2 separate regions of the Mus musculus genome follow, and region 1 is linked to region 2. A link is a loop called in an ENCODE intact Hi-C map of the cell type or tissue named here. Cell type or tissue: left cerebral cortex. All regions are shown on one strand. Each heading gives the region's core, and the rest is flanking DNA. Links, peaks and the distances in the headings are about the cores only.

Region 1 (2,909 bases), core at 323-2,822, 230 kb before region 2:
CAATTGGAGCCCACTGACTACCGAAGCGTTGCTTACTGGCTGTTCAGCCTTCCGCCAGATGGAGGAACCTCGCATACCGAGAAGGCTTCCTCCTCTGCGGCAGGTGAGGCTGCGGGAGGGTGGGCGAGAGCTGGGAAGACGTCCCCGGAGAGCAGGGGCTGGACGGTCGCGAGATGCCAGTGCTGGAGTCCAGCGAGCGCTTAGCCCGGCTCGCTCCTTCCCAGGCCAGGGGAGGGAGGGGCCTGTTGCGGCCTGAAACCCACTTTTCATTCTCCGCCTGCCTGTTTCCGATCAGCCGGGGTTGGTTTTTCTGTTTGCTCACTCCTTCTGTTACAATAAAAACAATCGACATTTCTTTTCAGTTTCCCCATATTAGCGTCACTCAGTAATTGTTCTCCACCTTCAGGCCCCCTCCCGCTTTGAAGGCGAGCGGGGTTGCCGGGGTTCTCATACTGTATCCGAGTCTATAAGCAAATCTTCCCTAAAGACTTTAAAGTAAAAATAAATAACGGCCCGGGAAATTGCCGTGACCCTAACATCACTTTCTGAACGCAAATTACACCCATTTTTCAGTTTTCAACAGTGGAATTGCTTTTAGAAGGATGGCTTTGAGCCTCCTATGGTATGATTGCGTTTGTTTATTAGAGAGAGAGAGACAGACAGAGACAGAGACAGAGACAGAGACAGACAGAGAGAGAGACAGAGATAGAGAGAGAATGAGAATGTATTTTTGTTCAAGGAGCAATACTCCTGGCTGAGGGACAGCAATTGCGAGCATGAATCAGGTCTCTACTGAGAGAAGGCGACTAGGAGGAGTTTGGGGGTCGGGGAAGGCCCCGTTGACCCTGTAATTGTCCAGAGGAGACCTCGCTTTTGCCAGGGTTGCAATTTTAGTAGTGAATGTATGATGGCGAGGAAGCTGGCCTTGGTCTTTCAATGAATGACCTTACGCTTCCACTCGACTTTGAGAGCTGCAGCTGGGGGGCGGGACGTGGGGAGAGGGGAAGCAAAACTGCGGGGCCCTTTAGTACAGTGGTTTGTGAGCTTCCCCATGGGCGTTTGTTGTGCTAGCTCAATGAGGCAGACTCCTGGAAAGACCCTATTAGCCTAAAGCTGCCTGGAAAAGATAAAGGAGAACCAGGCTGCGCCTCTAATTCTGATTTCAGGACAGCAATTGTGAAGGCCGGGAATTGAGTGCGGGTTACTGTGGTCAGGTTATGCTCTATGCAGGGTTATCGGACAGTCGGGGTCCGGGGCTGCTCACAGGCTACGGGATCGAAGAGCACTTACTAGGGCCAGTCGGCAGCCCTAGACTAGCCAAGCTTTGGATGGGCACGAACTGTTGACCTAGGGCTTTAGACACGATTTATGACATTTGAAGGTTCATTTATGGCATTTGAAGGTTCATTTATGGCATTTGAAGGTCAGCCCACAAGAAGCGGTCAGGTCAGTCACTAGCATATTCGTTGATGCGACGACCTAGGAGTAAATCATTGCACGTTCCCTCCGGACAGCTGGTGACAGGATGTTTTCTTTGCACGAGACACTGGACAGTGAGGTAGAATCTCTCTGTCCAGCGGTCTCTGTGCTCTCTCCCCTAATAGAGCTCAGAGTCCCGCGGTATTATCTCCGCTATTCCCCCGAAATAAAAGTAGCAGGCCGAGGTGGAGAGGCAGAAAGGGAGTTGTGGAAATTTTCTTCAGGTTTTTTTTTCCCCCTTTAATGTCTTTCAGACTTCAGCCAGAGTTCCCTTCACCCCGGCACCTCATCGCAGCGCCACCTACAGGCGCCGGATTGACTCCAGCTCCGACAAGTCTGGGAAGGGCGTTTGCAAATCGAAGGCTTCAATTCACCTTAACATTGTGCTGAATTCTAAGTCGCGCACCGCGCTTCGTCACGCGCCATCGCGTTAAACCCAAGCACCGATCTTTTCACGTTACTGGAAACACCTATCTCCCTCCCACACCCTACTTTGCAGGATCTTTCACCGCCCTGGGGTGGGGGTGGGGGGCACTCAGGGTCATGGATTTTCCTTCCTCTATGGGCTGGGAAAGCTAAAAACTGAAAAGAAGTTCCTCTAAAGGAAGGGAAGAGAATGGTGGGCTGGTTCTTTGCTGGCTCATCCCACTATTTAGTGAGAGGCCACGAAGTCAAACATGATAGCCTTCCAAAGTGGCAGTGGCCTTTACAACGATAAAACACGCGTGTAGATCAAATGTGAACACCTAAGACATTTAAAGAAGGCCGCATTACATATGAAACAAGAGGAAAGTGTGAAGCCCAGCTAGGCTCCCACTACCCTCGCTCTTTCCGGTTTCCCACTCTCCGGGAATAGCTCATTACTAAAGGCCCCAGAAAAGAAGAAGACTCCGCACTGCAGGTGTCTACAATGGGAGTAAACACTCCCTACCCCCTCCACATCTTAGGAAAGACAACCTCCCCTAAGCCAAACCCCAGAGCCTGTCAAAGAGGACCTGCTTCCTGGGACTCCTCACTATGGACAGAATGCCAGCTGAATAGGTCAGGGTTGACCAGAAGAGAGCCAGAAAGCGCGCTTGAATTCCAGCTGTTTGCTCTGACCCTCCCTAGGACTTGTGAGCCAGGGGCAAGAACGCAGAGTGCAGCCAGAAGGGGGACCACGCATCTTCCAACGGTGCCCAGCCTCATAGCAAAAAGAGGGCCAAGGCAGGACCAGAAGAAATTTTGTTCTGCGGCTCAATTTATTTTGCGACTGGCATGACCTGTCCACGGGATGACATGTTAACATGTCAACCAAAGCACAGAAAATATTCACTTTTCTGGGGATCTGTACTGGCATCTGTTGTGTGTTTCTCCGTGGGTCACCGGAGCACTATAGTGGGAACAAAATCGGGAGATGCCCTGAAACAATACAATTAGGACTGATTATT
Region 2 (2,909 bases), core at 300-2,799:
TTAGGAGAGGATTCCAATGTTTGTATACCTACCTAGGTGTGCAAGTACATGTGTGCATAGTGTGTGCACATTCACACACACACACACACACACACACACACACACACAAATACTTGGACGGAAGAAGAGTTGATCTTGTGAACATATAATTTACTTTCCAGAACAATTTCCAAACAAAATGGACACAAACTGACTTCATTATTTCTCTTCTAAATTAACTATAAAAACTACAGGCATTCCTATTATGATTCCAAGTTGACCTTTATAAGTCCACCTAAATTTTACTTCCAAAACAAGTGGAATTCTCTTGAAGTCTGAAACCTCTGGGGAGACGTGGAGAAGTAAAGATGGCTGCAGACATGGTGGGGGCGGGGGTAAGGAATTAAACCAAAACTCAAGGTAACTTTTCATTGTTCTGTTTTTGAATCATCAGTCAGCACCGCTATGAAATCCAACAGCACAAAAGCTGTTTGAAAGAAAATGTTAATTATATAAAATGTGGGTAGCATAGCCAAGCTATGTATTGGATGCAGTTTCTGGGCTCAGGAAAAGATGGTTTCAACTTAACACAGAGGTGACTGATGGACAGGGAATTTTACTCCCCACGCCCCTTTGTCATGTGTGAGCTTCCAAGGGCTTTGGGAAGGAGGAGAGGGAGGCAAGGGGCCTAGAGATGGGATTGAGTGCTGGAAAATGGGTTGCTTGCTGGGTGGGAAGTGGGGGGTGCCTGGGCTTGGCTTGGGAGGATGAGTGGGGGGAGCTGAATGAAAGCCTGGGGGTTGGACCTCGGGAATAAAGCCACGAAAGGACTGGTCTCATTAAAGAATCCATTTCCCATTTTCAGCAGTTTGCTACATTAACAAGCTGAGCTGTGAAAGGATTAGATCCGCTAAGTGAGCGCCTGTTCTGTGCACCATTGCAAAACACATTTCAGAAAGCCGCGGATTCGCCTTAAATGAGTATCTGCTGGAGGAGCAAAGCCCTAGGAAAACAAAGGGGCACGCAGGGGTAAGCTAATAATTCCCGCTGTGCTTTGAGGGCAATGAAATGACTGCAGCCCTGAGAACTTTTTCTCCCTCCCCTGCAGTTGGTATAAACACAAGGGCCATTTTGATGATCGTATTGACACCTTAGCAACAAGTGTTTCCCAGGTGCCAACAAAATGTCACTTCCCTAAGGGTGAAACGAGCCACAAGACGTCCTCCTCAAATATTACTTATCTGCACACATTTAGTATGCACGCCCATTAATCGAAACAATGCGTGTAGATTCATATGCTGCCTACAAATACTCAAACGGTCTAAGAGCAAATCTACCGCCAGCAGCTTCTCCCCACTCTCTGCTTTGACTGGGAGGGGAAAGCCAAGTTTGGAGCTGGGTCTAGCCTGACTCAGGCCTTAACTTGCAGTCTTGCTATTCTAACCCCTTTTCTCGATCTGCTTTTCAGCACGTCTAGGAGCACACAGCTCAGAGCAGCAGGGAAGTTGCTTAGCAAAGGGCCACCCACTTGCCTATTATTCCTTCCTCGCCTGCGACATGACACAAGAACAAAGTAGACATTAACCGCTACATTAAACCCAGAAAGAAAGTAATCAGTAACCTGTTATTCCCTTAATAAAGGGAAACGCATGCAGTGTGAAATCCAGAAGACTAATCAATAGCCGAGGACAATGCAATGTGCCAAACAAATTGCAAATCAATTAGAATCCTTGTTTTCTTTCAAATGGTTCACTATATCTAAAGCAATTACTCCTTCATTAGACCTAATTTAACAGCATGACTGCCTTGGCTACAACTGGCAGCGTCTGGCTATCAAATGGAAGAATGGCAGCTTATTTCTGTCTGTCTGTGAGTCTAGCACCAATCAAAAAAAAATTGAATTCCTTTATAGGAGAAAAACTTTTAATGAATGAATGGATATTTGTTTTAATCAAAATAGCAATACCAGAATGATGTTTCTCTGCTCCCCCGCCTCAGAAAATGGAAAGAATTATTGAATGAAATTAATTTTAAATGTTTTTCTTCATTTAATGTCAGCTTCAAATAGATACCAAAAAAATTGGCATTTTAGTATGTACAGTCCTTTCAGTTCTTCAGACCTTAATATACATCTCATGACATAGTTTCAGGAGTTCTTTTTCATTTGAAGAAATAAAGTTTTTAAGCATTTTGGAGTATTCTAGATAATTATCAACAACAAAAACTCAAAAGTTTTAGTTTGTTTTATTATAAATGCTATTTAAAATCATTTTACCAAGACAGGTTCATCTCTGGGACATTTCAGCCAAGAAGGGTGAATTTTGATGAATTGACAGCCGTAACCACATAGAGCAGCCCCACCACCTAATAAGTCCCTGGCCCCTGGGAACCCCCTCCCTCTCTCTGGCCCCAAGGGATCTGCTTTCTATCAGCCCAATTCACTGCTGAAAACACTTTCCCATTCTGTGGAGACATGGGACTAGAAACATAATTGAAATAGAGCTTAAAAAAATAACTTAGATTGAGGAAAAGGTTGAAGGCATCAAGCAAAGAACTGAATTTAAAGACGATGGACTTCCGAAATCAGATACGCTTGAAGAGATGAAACCATTTCCAAAACTGGATACGACATTCCTAAGAGAACTGAGGAAAAAAAAAACCAAAAACAAAACTTGTTAACCACAACTTGTTTTATATATAAATGTCAGAGCTGGATACTCTTCAAGAAATAGTCACAGCTTCAAGAATTTCTTCCATTTAATTTCCCTATGTTATTTCCCTTTAACCGTAAAAGCAATGGCATTTGGTGATATGAAATAACAATATCACAAAATTATTTAAAAAAAAAAGTAAGGGATTTCATGTGTCCATCCCCCCCCAACCCCCCCAGTAATTTTCAAAGGTACTCAAAGCTGTCACCCATCCAAGGA

The links. A loop is a pair of places that touch in the nucleus more often than their neighbours do. Peaks named below come from ENCODE experiments on the same cell type or tissue, not always from the same donor. Only the 100,000 strongest peaks of a DNase experiment are listed, where the experiment ranks them.
Region 1: it touches region 2 in a loop (2.6-fold over the local background); 2 of 42 quality-filtered maps call a loop at or near these places.

What each region holds. Positions count from the first base shown.
Region 1 is chr12:56,688,799-56,691,707 of GRCm38, reverse strand. It overlaps Gm15524 (a long non-coding RNA gene), which reads left to right. Exons shown (of 3, transcript XR_003950120.1): 2 at 1-103; 3 at 1,734-2,909. It also overlaps a transcript of Pax9 not described here. Among named protein-coding and RNA genes, the nearest start is that of Gm15524, 4.5 kb to the left of the region's middle. In left cerebral cortex, for the core only: a CTCF peak has its summit at 1,783 (motif pointing left); no DNase peak of the experiment used is centred there.
Region 2 is chr12:56,457,693-56,460,601 of GRCm38, reverse strand. No RefSeq gene overlaps it. Among named protein-coding and RNA genes, the nearest start is that of Sfta3-ps, 70 kb to the left of the region's middle. In left cerebral cortex, for the core only: no CTCF peak of the experiment used is centred there; a DNase peak (open chromatin) is centred at 1,705.